Linked DNA regions of Homo sapiens: region 1 is linked to region 2. The links are chromatin loops, found by intact Hi-C in ENCODE. Cell type or tissue: Caco-2. All regions are shown on one strand. Links, peaks and the distances in the headings refer to the core of each region. The heading gives the core; the rest is flanking DNA.

Evidence for each region. A loop is a pair of places that touch in the nucleus more often than their neighbours do. Peaks named below come from ENCODE experiments on the same cell type or tissue, not always from the same donor. Only the 100,000 strongest peaks of a DNase experiment are listed, where the experiment ranks them.
Region 1: a loop joins it to region 2, with 11 times the contacts of the local background. A loop is called at or near these places in 1 of 110 quality-filtered maps.

The regions. Positions count from the first base shown.
Region 1 is chr10:118,057,594-118,067,025 of GRCh38, forward strand. All of the region lies in intron 3 of CASC2 (cancer susceptibility 2), which reads left to right. Among named protein-coding and RNA genes, the nearest start is that of RAB11FIP2, 15 kb to the left of the region's middle. In Caco-2, for the core only: no CTCF peak of the experiment used is centred there; a DNase peak (open chromatin) is centred at 5,428.
Region 2 is chr10:118,146,915-118,156,346 of GRCh38, forward strand. All of the region lies in intron 3 of CASC2 (cancer susceptibility 2), which reads left to right. Among named protein-coding and RNA genes, the nearest start is that of LINC02944, 90 kb to the right of the region's middle. RefSeq lists a silencer at 686-930. In Caco-2, for the core only: no CTCF peak of the experiment used is centred there; a DNase peak (open chromatin) is centred at 4,707.

The sequences.
Region 1 (9,432 bases), core at 4,306-6,805, 88 kb before region 2:
AGGATTTCCCTTTACTTAGGGATGTGGGCGGGACCAGTTCACGTGAATGGAGCTGTGGTAGGCAGATGTGATGACTGACATATAAAACATATTAAAACATAGTCATTGAAAGCTTCTGATGTGGTTCAAATTTCAGGGTCAATCTTCATTTAAGAACAAAAATACATTCTACTCAGTTTAAATGAAATATAGTGTTCAAAATCACTAAGTATAAGCTCTTATAACACAGATGCTGTATGATAGAAGCACATATCACTCCATTTTTTCTATATTAATGTTTGTAGATTTTTTTCTTTAAATTGTTGGACTAATAATGACTTTGTAAATTATAATTGCTAATATTCTCTGGAGTGGAAGGCTTTTCAAATCACCTTCCACATTAATACCTATTTAAATTAAAAAAACTGAGTTGCATTTGGAATTTCTGGGTTTTTCTGTTTGTCATGCAAACATTCAGCTCTGTTCTTTTTATGATAATATGAAATAAAGTAGTTTCTCACAGTAACATTGTAAATCATTTGCTTTCTATTACATGCAGCTGGTTTTGTTACTATAATGATTTTCTATGAGTGCATATTGCAGAACACATAAGATGCAATGTGATATTCCTTTACTCAGAATTTGTATGCAATTATTGTTTGCCCAAAAATAATGAGAAAATTTGGAAATATAGTAATTTATTGTAATACATTTCTTTTTAATATGTATCTACACTGAGGGAAAAAATCTAACTTAAAAAAATGACATGCCATCTTTTTTTGTTACATAGACTAGAGTTTTCATCTCATGGAAAATTCAGAATCAAAATCAAAAACAGCTGAGGTAGTTACTTGGGTGCCTTCCTTCAGCTTATTCAAAAGAATATAGGATGAACAGTAAGAATTAAGTAAACCACAAATTATTTTGGAGTGTCTGGTTTATGTTATAAATAAATTTTTCACTGCTGGTTGTTTTTTCAAAGATAATGCCTGTATTTTTGATATTCATTCCTGTGATCTAATGTAAACTCTGTCCTGCCAGTTTGGTGTATTGGTAGTTCATGACTAAACTTTTTTTATTACACTCATATGCTATAAATATTTCTCACTCTGCTCTTTTGAATCTCCCTAAATGGCAATAGTCTTTAAGACATGTCACGGAAAATGTTAAGAGAAATGTCCCACTTTTGTGTGGGTACATATTAATTTCACACCTTGAATGGAGCCTAGTTTCATCAATAATGAAGCATCTACTTTTCAGATGCTGAATTAAAAATTATTTTATTATTAAGAAGAAACAACAACAGCAACAACAAAAAGTAGAAGCAACAACAACAAAAACAGTCAAAATGAATTGTCACTGTGGCATCAATGTTTTGTTCCTTATTGGTCTTGACTAGAATTTTAAAAGACTTGATGGTAAATCCACATTTGTTTGTAGTTTAATGAAATCATAGTACGTTAGATTTTGGTTTTAAAGTATAAATGTTTGTGAACCTTTTCTTATATACTTAAAAAAAATACTCATATTTTCATTCCTAACTACAAAGGTACCATCACTAACATAGTGCATTGCATGTAATAGGGAAGACAGAAGATTACTAGTTATTGCCTGTGTGCCACATATATTAGTAGTGTGTTTAATTCTCACTACAATGTTCCGTTATTAGTCTCATTTCCTCAGTAGTTCCTGTGGCTCCATAGAAAGGAGCACAGAGTTTATAAGAGGGGGCAGAGTGGGGCAACATTGCACCAAGAAAAGGTTTCAGAGGCAAGAACTGATGGAGAGGGTGATCCCTTAGGAGTGAGACATCAGGTTGAGCGTGGTGGCCATCTGTAATCCCAGCACTTTGGGAGGCCCAGGCAGGCGGATCACTTGAGGTCAGGAGTTTGAGATCAGCCTGGCCAACATGGTGAAACCCATCTCTACTAAAAAAAAAAAAAAAAAAAAAATAGAAAAATTAGCTGGGCATGGGGCGGGTGCCTGTAATCCCAGCTACTTAGGAGACTGAAGGAGAAGAATCACTTGATCCTGGGAGGGGGAGGTTGCAGTTAGCCAAGATCATGCCACTGCACTTCAGCCTGGGCGACAGGGCAACACTTCATCTCAAAAAAAAAAAAAAAAAGGAGTGAGCCATCAGTGATGGAGAGGCCAGCATGATGCTCACTATGACCTAAGAACATATGGAACCAGCCAGAGCAGCCAAATGAAAAAGCAGCCCTCCACACTGCTGACAATTAAGTAACCAGTTACCCAAGAAGATCCCTTTTCCCTGGAAGTGTTAGGTCTCCAAAGGAAGTAGGGTCATCTCAAACCAAATATCCCCTCCACCTCCTGTCCCACTCCCATTTAAAGAGAAGACCACGCTACCTCCCCATTCCAAGTTCCTTGAGCCACCCATCGAGGGTGAAGTAAGATTGGGCGAGTGCTTTCGAGAGGATATAAATTGAACTTTGTAAGCCTGAACAGATATGTATGTGTTTTAATTCCAGTGTGCTCAGAATATTATGAAACCTGTTGAAGATATTGTTAAGGGATGTGTCTACCATAAACCCTCTTAAAGAAAAAACAGAAAAATCTGTAGATCAAGTGAAAAGAAGTTTATTAGATCTGCAGAGTCTTAGTGGTACCTTAAAGTGAGGGAATGAGGAAAAGGTGCTGGGACCTTGGTTGGTTGTTTTAAGGTAGATATTGCAAGGCAGGGGTGGGAGTAACTGGATGAGCTTGGGCAGTGTGACATAATAGCTTTGATCAGTTTAAAGCAAGGTTAGGGGCTTGAAGTGAATCCTCTGAGGAAGTTGCTAGTCTTAATCTGTAAACTGTTTAGTTGACAGCTCACCTTCTAGAACTGGTTTATAGTACTCTCTTTCAGAACAGTCCTCTTCTAGATCAAGCAGCCATGTTATTTTGCTTGGTCTCAGTATTGTTGAACACAGGGAGAGAGAATTATTCCTGATCTCAGTACTGTTTTAACACAGGGACAAGAAATGATAAGAATTTTAGCTCTCAAATGAGAACAGCAGATTTGCCCAAATCAGTGCTAAAAGTGGTGATTGGACAAAAATAAAGCTCTTTTACATTTATACCCCCACTTCACTGAGGCTTTGAGATAAATAAATTACATTATTACCTTTATTTGGAATTGGAAGCTCAAAGAAGTTAAAAAATTGTCCAAGATCACAAAATGAATGAGTGGAGGAGTCAGAATTCAAACTCAGCTCTGTGTAAGGATAATCTGGATGAGATATTTGCTGCCCCGTTGATTACCTGTGTTGGTACGATCTAACTTTAAAGTCTTCCCTTCTCATCTCCCCCCACACCCACTACTCCAAGGAAAACTTAACCTTTTTTCTTAGCAGAGCTTTGATACAATTTATTTTTCTGTTAAGGGCTTAAAACAAAAACATGCCCTTGGCATGAAGCATGTTGGTACTTAATTACATACTCTCTTCCATAGTTCTTTGTCTCTTCTTTTCAAAAATATTGAGAAAAGCTGGAAGTGCTTCTTACACTTCTTTTGTATCTCCCAGCACTTAGAAATGCTAAGCACAGAGTAGAGGCCCAAATACTCCATTTAACTGGACTGAATATTTGCCAGTCCTCCAGTAACAATGTCTCCACTACAGAATTTTAGCTACTATTTAAGGCACAGTTGCTCTGCCAAATATTTGTTGTGAAGAATAAGCAAATATTTCCCAAAATGTTCAGGCAAGCATATTACCACTGCAAACACGTTTTTCACTGTGAAGTTTTTCTCTTATTTTCATATTTATATGTATGTGTGTGTGTGTGTGTGTGTGTGTGTGTGTGTGTGTATGTATATAGCAGTGTCTCAACTGCATCAGAAATAAAGATAAGACTACAGAAACAGAACAATTGGCATTTCAGTTCTATGTGTTAAAGATGGTTGTTTCAATCCCCTGACCGTAAAAACAAAGACAGTGACTCAGGAAATAGTGGAGATTGTCCTCATATATGTTTTTATTTAAAAAAAAAATTCATCTCTTATATCACAGGGTATGGAATAGAAGTGGAGAAAGGTGGAGGGCATTTGTTTTCCTGAGAACGTTCTCTATAACCTTCCTGACCTCCACAGGCCACCTTCAGACTGCCCTTCTCTTATTCTTTAGCGCTACCACAAAGGGTCATGTAACTTGATTTTTCAGTTGGATAAAAATATTAGCAAGTGGGGACCTTACACAATGTTATTTCCTTAGGTTCCCACATTCATCTAAGGAGAGCCAGAGCTACCACCATTTTGATTAAAATGATTCGCTTTCAATAAGATTCTAAATTGTTTTAAGATGGTGGAACTGAGCACAGGTGGCCAGTGGTCACTGAGTGCTTTCAGTGGTTTAGACGATTCAGGAAACAGTGACAGACTCTACTGTCACCAGTTGGGTGGGGATCATGGTCTGTGTTTTCTTTGGGAAGGCAGAGAAGCAGGTAGAGGTGGCTTTAACCACTAGTAGTCAGTGTGTCGTCCCTGGTAAATACGTCGATACAAAAGGGATATACACATTTCAGACTCGAAAAGCCATCTGTTCTATGCTTCCAGTGAAGATCAACTAGCAGAGTGAAATGGAAAACGAGGCAATTACTCTAGGCACAAATGCCTTGATTTGAAATTACCTAGATCATGTATGCTTGGTATTTTTGTGGTTGTCACTGAAACTAAAGCAATTCTCTGAATTATTTAGCAAACAACTTTATCCATTCGACTAAGTTAATAGACTCAATGTCAAACATCCAGGACATTCATAAAATATCCAGCTTTGCACGAGGATAATTTTCAAACCTTTGAGCCTGCAATGGGAATAGATTCTTCTACCTTGTGAGTGAAGTGTGCAGCCCTGCTGCTCAGAGGGGACCCCTCACCCCTCCTCCCTACTACCTCTTAAGTCTTCTCTTTTCTTTAGTCTTTTCTCCACCCACCCTCTCCTTCCTACACAAACTTATTTTGCTTTTCCTAGTTCAGAACGCTCTGAGTTATGTAGACAAAACATTTTATTGTTTGATTAAAAAAACTTTTATTCAACGTCACATTCAAGTTACTGCCTACAAAGTTGTTATAGTTTTTCCTTACATATTTATACCACCTTTGGAGCTTCTATGTCTAAACTATATCCTTTAAGGAAATAAATTAAAATGAATTTCCCTGAATGGGCTTTGAGTGAGCAAGAACTTGTTATTGCAGAACCTCTAGGCCACTTGACTGTCACAACCTCCTCAGGTGGGATGGCTAAGAATGTTTAAATACAGAAGCTCTGCAGAGAAATTTCCTCTAACCATTTGATGCCTAAGAAAGAACAAACACCTAGTGTCTAAAGAATGTTACCTGTCCTTCAGCTCTTATCTCTGTTTGGTTTTCAGGGAGTTGGCTTCCAGCCTGATAACAGATCTCGCCCTTACCTCGTGACCTAGCCTTCTGGTACCAGGTCCCTGTTTTGTGCCTTCTCAGTGCCCACTTTCTCCTTTTGTCTTCTTGTTTTGACCTTGGTTCGTTAACCTCATTAACTCAGGCTACACAAACCTCTAGCAGAGGCCAGGCACACCCCTCAAGCATGACGCTGCCCCTCCTGGTCTGGCTGCTGGAGCCCTGCTAACTGGGAACAGACACCCTCCCTTGGTTCCATCTTCCTCAGTAAACCAGAGTTGAGTTCAAGTAGGTTAAAGCATTACATTTGTAAATTTGTAAAGGATCAAGTTGTGAAAAGAACGGCAATCTTGTTCTTGGAGACTTTATTAGCCAGTAAATGGAATATGATACATTTATAGGAGTGAAGACCCAAGCTTTCTGAACTTCATTGAGCCAGAAAGATGTGTTTTATTTCATGGAGTTTATGGAATGACTACAGCATAGGTGAGCTTTTACACAGCACCACATTGACTTGAGGTAATCATAAAATAAAAATGGGCAAGGAGACCCTTCAGGTCGAAGTATAATTTATATATACATTTACCCAATCCAATGCAAAGACCCCATACCATATGCTTTTAATTTTTGGTTAAATTTTTAAGCTCTTTTGTTTGCTTTTTTGATGTAAAAGAAGTATGATTAACCTTTTTTTTTAAAAAAAAGATACTTGCTGCTTTCCATAAAACTTGTATTATAATAAAATGCACTGACTACTGTAACACTCATATCAGCAAAAAGTGACACAAGATAGCATTAAAAAGTCCTTCACTGTGACAAAATAAATCAGAATTGTGTGGTAAACCCTTTACAGCTTGTTATCATTTTGCTAAGAAAATAGAGCTACTGGCAACTTTTATATGGCGAAGCTGAACATAGGCTAGAAAGGTTTTCCAGATGATGCTAAAATCCTCAGCTATATTGACGTAGGTCTTCTATTTCTTGTTATGTCATGAATTTTGGAAAATAAACCTTCTGAGAGGGAAAAGGTAAACATTTTAGGACCAGAATGAACTAGCATAAACTATCAAGAACAAATAGGGTGTATAAATAGCAGGGTTAGAGAATTGTTAGATTGATGATTGATTGATAGATAGAGAGAGAGAGAAGTTTCTTGTTAATTTTGAATGTTTTTTTACATTTATCATAAGCCAGAAAATTAGCTCAGTTAGTTAGTTGAAAGGAAGGGCACAAAGTAATTTAGGTGGTTGATTTTTTAAAAATACTTGTTAATTTTTTTATTTTTCAAGTGCTTTTTCCATTTAGAATGGCAAAGACAAAGATGATACCACTTCATTTATTTCTATTCTCATTGTGCATTCTCAGCACACATGAGCCAAACAAATCAAGTCACACACACACAGCATGACAGTCTCTCTGACTCCCTCCTATGTCTTGCCAAAGAAATGATAGTCAAGAGTTGGATGTGCATTCTTTCAGTCTTTTCTATGGATTTCACACATATGTTTACAAACCTGTACATATATTGTTTACATAAATAAGATCATAATTTATCTGTTGTGCTTCAGCCTGTTTTTCACTCAATATGCCATGAGCTCTTTTTAAACACGTCACCTTTTTTGTTTTTTTTAAACTGGCTACATAGAATTTCATAGCGTGGTTATGTCATATTTCAGTTTCCTATTTTACTACATTTATTTTCAGGGTTTCACTGTTATAAAAGTGCTACAATGAATATTCTTGTATATTACTTTTAAAAAAGTGACAGTGTTTCTCTGGGATAGCTTCCCAGAAATGGAATTGCTGAGTCAAATAGTAAGCCTTTTTAAAGTGTTATAGGTTTTACTAAATTGCCTTCCAAAAAGCTTATTTATCTTTTCATTAAATATATAAGCATACCTATTTTCTCACATCCTTGAAAGCTCCTGACATTATAAACATTTTTGTTTTATCTTTCTAGCTGTGGAAGTGGAGATTTATATTTCATTATTGTTCTAATATTTATTTACTTAATTATATGGTCAATTGTGTGTTTATTTCTTTATTTACTAATTATGTTTTTTCCTGAATTGCCTATTCCATTTTTTATACATTTTTCTTTGGGGTTGTTTGTTTTTTCTTTGGTGACTTGTTGATACTTTTTACGTATTTTGGATATTAAGTCTCTGTTAAATATGTGGCAGATATTTTCTTCCAGTCTGTTGCTTTTTTTTGAGCTTTATTTCTGAATCCTGTTTTAGCGTGTAACAATATTGCTAGCACTTAAAATTTCAATAAAGCAGCCAGCTAACTATTCGTTCAGTTCACAAATTATTTAATTAGTTTTCATTTTACTTATTCAGTTCCACATTAATTATTATTTAAATAATTTTAAAACATAAGCTTGAATTTTATTTATTTTATTCTGAGTTGACAAAAAGTACTTATAACTTTTTTCTCTTTATTTTAAATGTTTCCCTCCCTTTAGAATGCTATTTCGCATTATCACCTTCATCTCTTAAATTATATCCTTCTTTTTTTTTTTTAGAGATAGGGTCTCACTCTGTCACCTAGGCTGGAGTGCAGTGGTGCCATCACAACTCACTTTCAGCTTGAACTCCTGGGCTCAAGCCATCCTCCCACCTCAGCCTCCAGAGTAGCTGGGACTACAAACACACACCACCATGCTGGCTCATTTTTGTATTTTTAGTAGAGACAAGGTCTCACTATGTTGCCCAGGCTGCTCTCAAACTCCTGGCCTCAAGTGATCCTCACACCTCAGCTTCCCAAAGTGCTCAAATTATAGGCATAAGCCACTGTGCTTGGCCAAAATTATGTCTAAGTTTTATCTTCATATATTTAGAGGAAATTATGTCTATTTTTGGCATATGAAAAGGTACCCCAAATATGAAAAGTTTACTTTAGCACCTGTGGCACACAGACCCTAAAGTGACCCCCAATGAACTCTGCTTTTTGGTGTCCACTCCCTTGTATAACTCCCTCCCTTTGAGTGTGGGCAGGTCCTGTGACTTGTTTCTAACTATTAGGACACAACAGTGGTGATGGGCTGTCATTCCCATGATTACATCACATTATATAAGGCTCCAACTCACTAGCTCTCACTCTCATGCTGCTCATGAAGAAATAAGCTGGAATGGTATGAGCTGCCCATGGAGAGGTCCATGTGGTAGGGAACAGTGGGTGGCCTCTACAACCTGAGGGCCTCAGTCCTGCAACCACAAGGGGATGAATTTTGCCAACAATCTGAAGGAGCTTGGAAGCAGATTTTTCCTCAGTCGGATCTCCAGATAAGAATGCAGCTTAGCCAATACCTTGATTGTAGCCTTGTGAAACTCTTAACAGAGGATCCAGATAAGCTATGCACAGACCCCTGAACCACAGATGCTTTAAGGTAGTAAATGTGTATTGTTTTAGCTGCTAAGTCTGCAGTAGTTTGTTACACAGCAATAGATAACTAATATAGCACCCACATTTGAAATATACATAGACATCATTAGGAACAAAAATAGTATGGACTAGAGATTGAAGTATTAGTTCTTTGGCACTATAATCATGTTAGAAAAATGTGCTATGGAGTAATACATATAATACTATATGATACAGAAAATGCTCATGTTTTTCTAGCTCTTAAAATGTAGTCTCAATATTTTACTATTATATTATTACTGTAATAGAGAAAATCATTAGAAACTGGGGAAAACTATTAGATCAAGCTTTAAAACTCCTAGAACTATATTGCATAAAACACCTAGCATAATTAATTATGAGTCTGGTTATTGGTATTTTACCTGTGCAGACACTGAAACAAATACAGCATCTACTCTAGAGCTTTTAAACACACAGTTACTTATATGTTTCATAAATGAAGATCTAAGTGACTTTAAAAAGTGAGAAAACAAAGATCAGATAGTTGTAGATGTGTGGTATTATTTCTGAGGGCTCTGTTCTGTTCCATTGGTCTGTATCTCTGTTTTGGTACCAGTACCATGCTGTTTTGGTTACTGTAGCCTTGTAGTATAGTTTGAAGTCAGGTAGCGTGATGCCTCCAGCTTTGTTCTTTTGGCTTAGGATTGACT
Region 2 (9,432 bases), core at 3,183-5,682:
CACAAGCTATTATTCATGAGCCACAAACAAGAGTGCCACAAAGACAAACCCCATACATCATCAGGAGAAATCGCACAGACCTTGATGAAGATCACAAGTGGTTTACTGATCACAGGTTCTGTAAAGGGCATTGATGGCCATCTGAAGAAGTTATTATACACAGTCTTTTCAGGAAACTTAAATTTTGTCAAAGAGGATGCTTGCTTTAAGCTACTCAGGGTCTTAGCCTTGAATGACTCCAAGAAGCACCATCCAACTGATATTTTTTGGCAAATGAGAGTTTTTCAATAATATAACGTGAGCCAAATGTTCACTGTGATTTTTCACTCAAATGAATAGAATCAGAGAGATTTACAACTGAAAATAAACCTCTCTTGGTCTTCTGTGATGCTGGAGCTGGAACTTGCTTTAAAGGTCATCAACTCCTCCACCCCTATTTGCCCACCAGTATCTCTAGCTAGTGGTTTTTCACCCCTTTCTGGAACAGAGTCTGTGAGGGAGAATCTCACCCTCTCAGAAAGTAGCTTGTCGAATTCTGCCCGAAGTTTATGTTATTAGAAACTCCTTACACCAACAGAATAGTTCCACTTCTACCTGGCAGCCTTTGTTTTTAGTCAGATAAGGAAACAAGGGTCAGATAGGTGAAGTGTACCACTCTTGCCTGGTCGCAGGGTTGATGGATCCGACAACAGTGTCCCCTAAGGGTCTTACTCCAGCACCCCAGAGAAGAGCAAGGGTTCAGATACTGCCACGTGCTACCACCTGCCTTGTTCTCCTTTCTATCTGGGTTGGATCTGGGCAGGACAAGACCACATGAGTGGTGCCTGGGTATTCCAGAGTGACCACTGTTGTGCACCACACTTTCTGAGCATTTATTTCACTTTAAGGCAATTACTTGTTTATTTGTCTTTGAGTTCCTCAAGGACAGGGACCATGTTTGGCGGGCTTAGCAGTGTATCTCCAGGGCCTGGCACGGTCCCTGGCATGTAAAAACTTTTATTCTGAATAAATAAAACAGAAACTACAATTCCCGTCACCCTTGGGACCTTCATCTCATAACTCCACACCATGGAATTTCCCATCCATGTTCATGCAAACCTGCCCCAAAGTGATTGGCTTCTAGTTTTGGAAATCACAGGTTTCTGTGACCAATTTGGCCAGCCAAGCACAAGAAGCAAAGGAGTAATATCCATGCTTGAACTTTCCTCTTCGTGTTTTGAGGAGATCATTGTCAATTTTTTTAACTTGCAAAAGTCAGGAGGGGATTTTAAATGCAAACGGACTTTGGCAAGTTGAGTGATTGTCAGGCAGCTATGAGAACAAACTTCTGTGTCCACTCTGGAGGGGAAAAGGAGGCAGGGTTTCAGCTTTAAGCAGGAGATTTATTTTTTTAGATCAGGTGTTTTTTGAAGTTTGCAGATGGCAATTTCATTTGCATTTAATGTCCTTCAGATTATTTCCTTTCTGTTGTGCTAAACACCTCTCTCAGTTGGGTCTAATTTGATGAGGTCATGCTGTGACCCTTGACCCTTTGGATCTTAAATGAAACCATCTGACCAGAAAGGAGAGAGAGAGTTCTTAGTCTTGTTCACAGACATTTGATATTTGCAGATGTGCAGCCAACTTTGCTAACTACCCACTTGCCAGTTTAGCTCTTGATTAGAAGTAGAACTAGCAAATTCCCTGAGAGTCAAACATTTGAAGAATAAATGGGTCCAATTAATCCTTTGTCACATTCTTGTCAAAATAAAAGGACTATGCCAAAGGAAGAAAAACAACCGCCTGTACCTACAGAGGGTAATTTGGGATATTAGCAAACAATTAATCTTGGAAAACACCTAAATACTGCAGTGTACAAAATGTTTGCAAAGTGCTCTGCCAGTGAATTGAGATTTACTATGAAAAATAGACAAAGACATTCTCCTGTTACAGAAAAAGCTGCCTACCCATTAGGTCCTCGTCGTTACACACTGGGGGAAAGGAATCCATTCTAACTCCTTAATTAGAACTCAAAACAAAAATTGGGAAAGCAGGTGCCTAAGTAGAAGGTGAGATTTTCCCAGGAGAATAACATTTTTATGCTGGGTTAGGCATTTAATTATAGTCTTGTGAACAGTTTTGCAAGAATGTTCACTTTTTTCCCCTAGAATTTTACCAAGCATCTGTCTTTCTAGATATACAGAACTCAACCTTATTCTAACTTTACTTATATGTTACATAATATAACCTGTAAAGTGTCATTCTGGGAAAAGATATTAGTACCCCAAATTTACTACTCAGAGAGAAAAATATCTGTTTCTGTCATACTGACAGCCTACTCTCTTGGCTCATTAACCTTACTTGATGGGCCATGTAACTTCTGAGTTTGTGGCCCCTGATGAGGTAGAATAAATGTAACTTCAGAGTCTGATGGGCTGCTTTACATCTAGGCTCTGTCCTGCATTATGTGTTGTCTCAGACAATATTCATTTCACCTTTTCTAATTCTAAATTAATACACATTAAATGAATGAAGATAAAAGTATGAAGCAGAAAGAAAGGAATCATTCAGTTTAATAACTATAATATGTAAGTATATTATCATTCAATTTTCCCTGATTTTTAAAATATGATTGAGGTAACACTGCATTTATAATTTTGTACTTTGCTTTCCACTTAATGTCATTATATCAGCATTTTCCAGGCCTTCATAAACATCATATTAAACAGTTACATTAATATAATTGTACATTATGTGTAATATATTTAACCTTAGTCTGACATTGGTCATTTACATGGTTGCTTTTTTTGCTATTATAAATAACACTGTGATGAACATCTTTTTGCATCAATCTTTATTTACATTTTGGATGATTTCCTTAAAATAGATTTTAATATGTTCAAATAGTGTGCCAAACGGCATGAACATGAATTTCAAGCTCATGAATCACCTTGCCAAATTGCTCTCCAGAAAAGTTGTACAAGATTACTTTCTTACCAGCACTTCACTCCAGCCATACAAGCTTGAGTAATCTTACTCAAAAATGATAAGGAAAAAAATAGGTGTATGAAAAGTATTATCTCATTGGTAATTTATATACAGCTCATTGATTATTAGTAGGTTTAATTACATGTTCATTAACTATTTTTATGTCTTCTGTTATAAATTTCCATTGAATAGTTAATTTTTCTTAGGCTCATTTTCCTCATCTGTAAAATGAGAATAATAATACTGTGCCTGCCTAGCCTAATACTGTACCTTTCCTAGTTTTAGGAATTAACTGAGATTGCCCATGTAAAGTTATGTACACATTAAGAGGCATTTAATAAGTGTTACTGCTCTTCATTTCTTTGAGATTAAACATAAGGACAATCTACACTTTTTTTGCTTTTTCTCTAGTTGGTAAGACATTGGTGGGTTGGATTCCCTTGGAAACTTTCTGATCACAACAGACATTCGTTGGCTCTCATTATCTGTTAGGCACTATGCATTATCTCATTTTTTATATTCACAGTAAGCATGAGATGGGCATTCTTGTTCTCAGTCCTCATGTGAAGAGAAGGAGGAGTAGCGAGGCTTAGCCACCTGCTTGGAGCAGAAAAGCCAAGACTCAAGGCTGGGCAATCTCAGCGTGGAGCCTACCCTCCCAACCACTAGGCCGCTGTCCAGTGATGGGCCCTGCTTGGTGCTCAGGGTCAGGAGTGGGGCTGCCCAGATTCCCATTTGCTCAGCTTTAATGCTATGATCTGATGTAGATCACACTCTAGTTCTGGGCCATAATGTCCTCCTTGGTAAAAGGAAAGGATTTGGTAAATGATTCTCAAGTCCCATCCACAAGTGCATGGATAACTTTAGACAGGTGTGTGTGCACATTCATACACATAGAGACTCACACAACAATAGACACACTGAGAAGTCAATCATGCACACACTCTACATCTATCAATACCTATATCTATATATCTATAGCTACTCTATCTATTACAATTAGACAGATACACAAGTTGAGTGTCCCTTATCCAAAATGTTTGGACCCTGAAGTATTTCAGATTTTGGATTGGTTTAGATTTGGGAATATTTGCATTACACTTACTGGCTGAGCATCCCTAATCTGAAATCCAAAATGCTCCAGTGAGCATTTCCTTTGAGCATTATGTTGGTGCTCAAAAGGTTTTGGGTTTGGAGCATTTCAAATTTTGAATTTTCAGAATAGGGATAGTATGTGTGTGTGGGTGTGTGTGTGTGTGTACACATAGTATAACACAACACTATGAGGTAGCTTGTATTTTCCCCATTTCCCAGAAGAGGAAGCTGAGAGACAGAGATGTTGGTGTTAGCTGTTAAGTGCATGCTCGCAATCACTCCCCTCTGCCATCTTTCTTGGATAGAAATGTTGCATTAAACAAGATCAAATGAATTAAAAATAATTACCAAGGCTTGGGAGCATACATTTTTTCTCTCATACTAATAATATTGTGAAAGTTGCCAGTACCAAAATGAAGTCACTTATGTCAAAACCCTAACAAAATGGAGTTAAGTGGGCATCAAAGGAGCCTGCCCAGTGAGGGGCCCTGCTTGATGCTTAGAGCCAGAAGTGGGGCTGCCTAGATTTCCATCTGCTCTCCTTTAACATTGATGTGGCTCATACCCCAATTCATATCCCCAGTTCACACACCTCACACGCATGCCTGAGACTTTCCTTATCACAACAAATCCCTGCACATTCCACAAACCCCACATGTCCTGCATGCCCTACATGTACCATGTGACATAACTTACCACCATAAATTCCTCAAGATTATAGCATTCCAGATAAGCCGCCCTGCTATCTACCAGTGAGCTAATACCAACTCCAGCAATGAGCTTCTGTGACCAATGAACTTTGTTTCAAAGCACCTTATGTGGATTTCTTCTCTTTACCTTTAGAAGTTTCCTCTTGCTCCAACCTCTCCATATATGCCAGTGATCCACCATAACATGCATGTCTCAAAATTACAAAATTATTATCCCCTGCATATTCCCAAATATACTTTTTTTGAGAGCCTCCCTCTCTGTCATTATTTTAGTTTGACGACATTAACAGAAACCTAATTTTAAAAAAGGATAAAGTCAGCAGCACTTGTACCACACTCTGTGATATGGCATAAAATGTTTCCTTTAAATCTCCATCCACATGAAATTGTGATTTTAATACATGTGATCGAGAATGGATTTTGCTTTACTTAATTTAGTTTTGCTTCATTTAATATTATTTCTATGCTGCTACATAGTCATTATAATCATATTTTTAAATTGTAGACTAACACTTTATCAAGTGACTAGTCCATAACTTACTTATCCCTTACTATTGTACATTTACATTATTTCCAATTTTCTTCACAATCTCAAGTAACATTGCAATAAACACATTTATTAGGATTATTTTAAAGATTAATTTAAACTAAGATAATTACCTTGAAGACTTCTGCAATTGATTATTTTTCGTTTCAAAAGTTCATTTTATAATTTATTGTGCTTTCTTGGTAATTTAATTATGGCCAATGATTGCATTGGAAGATGATAGGGAAACAAAATGATGAATATGCATAGAATTTGGCACCTAAAATTTCTGAAAATAACACAAACATATTATAGAAAAGAGATTTGATAATAGTTAATTTTCCTTTTTTTGTTTTCTTTCTTTCTTTTCTCTTTCTTTCTTTTTTTTTTTTTTTGAGACAGAATTTCGCTGTTTTTGCCCAGGCTTTAGTGCAGTGGCACAATCTCGGCTCACTGCAACCTCCGCCTCCCAGGTTCAAGTGATTATCCTGTCTCAGCCTCCCAAGTAGGTGGGATTACAGGCGCCCTCCATCACACCCAGTTAATTTTGTATTTTTAGTAGAAAGGGGGTTTCACCATGTTGACCAGGCTGGTCTTGAACTCCTGACCTCAGGTGATCTGCCCGCCTCTGCCTCCCAAAGTGCTGTGATTACAGGCGTGAGCCACTGCTCCCAGCAGGTAATAGTTAATTTTCAAAGAAGAATCTCTTAAAATCAATTTTTTAAAAAGGAAGCTCTGCAAAGGCCAGTTTATTTTGTGATCATAATTCCTTTCTGACCTCGTAACCTAAGGGTTCAATGCCATTCTAGGTTGTGTTAATAGACGCAGTATTGCAGGACAACAGATCTAGGTGTTTCCCTAGAAATTTAAGGAACAGTGAATGCAATGAAGAAAAACATTTATACTTAGCCTGTGGAAGAAAATACCTGGAAGGGTGACGTTATCCTAACTATCTCAGTTTGCCCAGGACTGAGGGGTTTTCTAGGACTTGGGATCTTGAGTACTAAAGTCAAGAAGGTCCTGAGCAAGTCAGATGAGTTAGTCACCTCAGCAGGGATTTGGCATTTTCCATAAGGCCTCTAAGGACAGAAACAACACCAGGAGTGTACACATTACATAGAGGCAGTTTTTCAAATTTGGCATCAAGTGGCACTTTACAATCACAATGGGATAGGTGGCTTTGACAGTCTCTGAATATATTTTTTAAAAGTCAGGGCAACCACTTGTTGAATATGCTAAAGAAGCAAAGGCTTTCAAATGTTGTTGCATATTAGAATCCCCTGGGAAGCATTTGAAACTCCCCTTGCTCTCATCTCTGACCACACTGCAATAAAAATGGAAATAAATACCAAGAGTATCAAAACCACACAAATACATGGAAACTAAACAACCTACTCCTGAATGAGTTTTGGGTAAACAATGAAATTAAGACAGAAATCAAAAAATATTTTGAACAAATGAAAATAGAGATACAACATACCAAAACCTCTAGGATGTAGCAAAAGCAGTGTTAAAAGTTTATAGTGCTAACTGTTCACATCAAGAAGATAGAACAATCTCAAATTAGCCACCTAATCTCATACCTAAAGGAACTATAAAAACAAGAACAAATTACACCCAAAGCTAGCAAAAGAAAAGAAATAACTAAAATCAGAGCAGAACTAAGTGAAAATGAGTCTCAGAACAATCATACAAAAGATGAACAAAATGAAAATTTGGTTTTTTGAAAGAAAAAATTGAGAGACTACTAGCTACATTAACAAAGAAAAAAGGAAGACATGCAAATAATCACAGTCAGAAATGACAAAGGTGACATTACAACCAGTCCCACAGGAATATAAAAGACCCTCAGACACTACTATGAACATCACTATGCAAACAAACTAGAAAATCTAGAGGAACTGGATGAATTCTTGGAAATACACCATCTCCCAGGATTGGACTAAGAAGAAACATAAATCCTGAACAGGCCAATAATGTGTAATGAAATTGAATCAGTATTTTTTTAAAAAACATACCAACCAAAAAAAAAAAAAAGCCTTGAATAGGATGGATTTACAGCCAAATTCTACCAGACATACAAAGAAGAGCTGGTACTAGTGCTACTGAAATTATTTCAAAAATTGAGGAGAAGACACTCCTTCCTACAATATTCTACAAAACCAGTATCATCCTGATACCAAAATCTGGCAAAGACACAACAAAAAAAGGAAACTACAGGCCAATATCACTGATGAACATAGTTGCAAAAATTCCCAGCAAAATGCTAGCAAACTGAATCCAGCAGCACATCAAAAAGTTAATTCACCATGATCAAGTGGGCTTTATTCCTGGGATGCAAATATGGTTCCACATATGCAAATTAATAAATGTGTTTTACCACATAAACAGAATTAAAAACAAAAATCTTATGATCATCTCAATAGAAGCAGAAAGAACATTTGATAAAATCCAACGTTTCTTAATGATAAAAAAGAACTCAGCAAACTAGGCATCAAAGAAACATACCTCAAAATAATAAGAGCCATTTATGACAAACCCACAGCCAAAATCATACTGAATAAGCAGAAGCTGGAAGCATTCCTCTCTAAAAGCTGGAATAAGACAAGATGTCCACTCTCATCATTCCTATTCAACGTAGTACTAGAAGTCCTAGTCAGAGCAATCAGGGAAGAGAAAGAAATAAAAGGCATCCAAATAGGAAATGAGAAAGTCAAATTATTTCTCTTCACTGACGATATGATCCTATACCTAGAAAACCATAAAGATTTTCTCAGAAGACTCCTCGACCTGATAAATGACTTCAACAAAGTCTCAGGATACACAATGAATGTGTAAAAGTCAGTAGTATTTCTATACACCAATAGCATTCAAGCTGAGAACCAAATCAAGAACTCAATCCCATTAACAATAGCCATACAAAAAAAGTACCTAGAAATACATCTAACCGAGGAGATTAAACACGACTATGAGGAGAACTACAAGAGACTATTGAAAGAAATCATAGACAACACAAATGGAAAAGCATTCCCTGCTCTAGGGTTGGAAGAATAAATATTATTAAAATGTTCATACTGCCCAAAGCAATCTACAGATTCAATGCTTTTCCTGTCAAATTACCAATGCCATTTTTCAGAGAATTAGAAAAAAATTATTCTAAAATTCATATGGAACCAAAAAAGAGCGAATAGATGAAGGCAATTCTAAGCAAAAGAACAAAGCTCGAGGCATCACATTGCCTGACTTCAAATTATACCACAAGGCTACAGTAACCAAAACAGCATGGTACTGGTACAAAAATAGACATATAGACCAATGGAACAAAGTAGAGAACCCAGAAATAAAGCCGCACACCTACAACCAACTTATCTTCGACAAAATTAACAAAAATAAACAATGGGAAAAGGATAATACCCTTTTTAATAAATTGTGCTGGGAAAACTGGCTAACCATACACAGAAGAATGAAATTGGACCCTTACCTCTCACCATATACAAGAATTAACTCAAGATGGATTAAAGACTTAAATGTAAGACCTCAAGCCATAATAATCCTAGAAGTATACCTATGAAATACTTATCTAGACATTGGCCTAGGCAAAGAATTTATGATAACCCCAAAAGCAAATGCAACAAAATTAAAAATAGACAAATGGGACTTAATTAAAATAAAGAGCTTATGCACAGCAAAAGAAACAATCAACATAGTGAACTGACAACGTACAGAATAGGAGAAAATATTTGCAACTATGCATCCAACAAAGGTCTCATATCCAGACTCTTTAAGGAACTTAAATCAACAAGAAAAAAAAAACCTCATTAAAAGTAGGCAAATGACATGAATAGACACTTCTCGAAAGAAGACATATGAGCAGCCAACACATATATGAAGAAATGCTCAAAACACTAATTATTAGATAAATGAAAATCAAATCCACAATAAGATACCATCTCACATTAGCAAGAATGGCTATTACTAAAAAGTCAGAAAATAACAGATGTTGGTGAGGTTGTGGAGAAAAGGGAATGATTATACACTGTTTGTGGGAATGCAAATTAGCTCAGCCCCTGTGAAAAGCAGTTTGGAGATTTCACAAAGAACTAAGAATTACCATTTGATTCAGCAATCCCATTA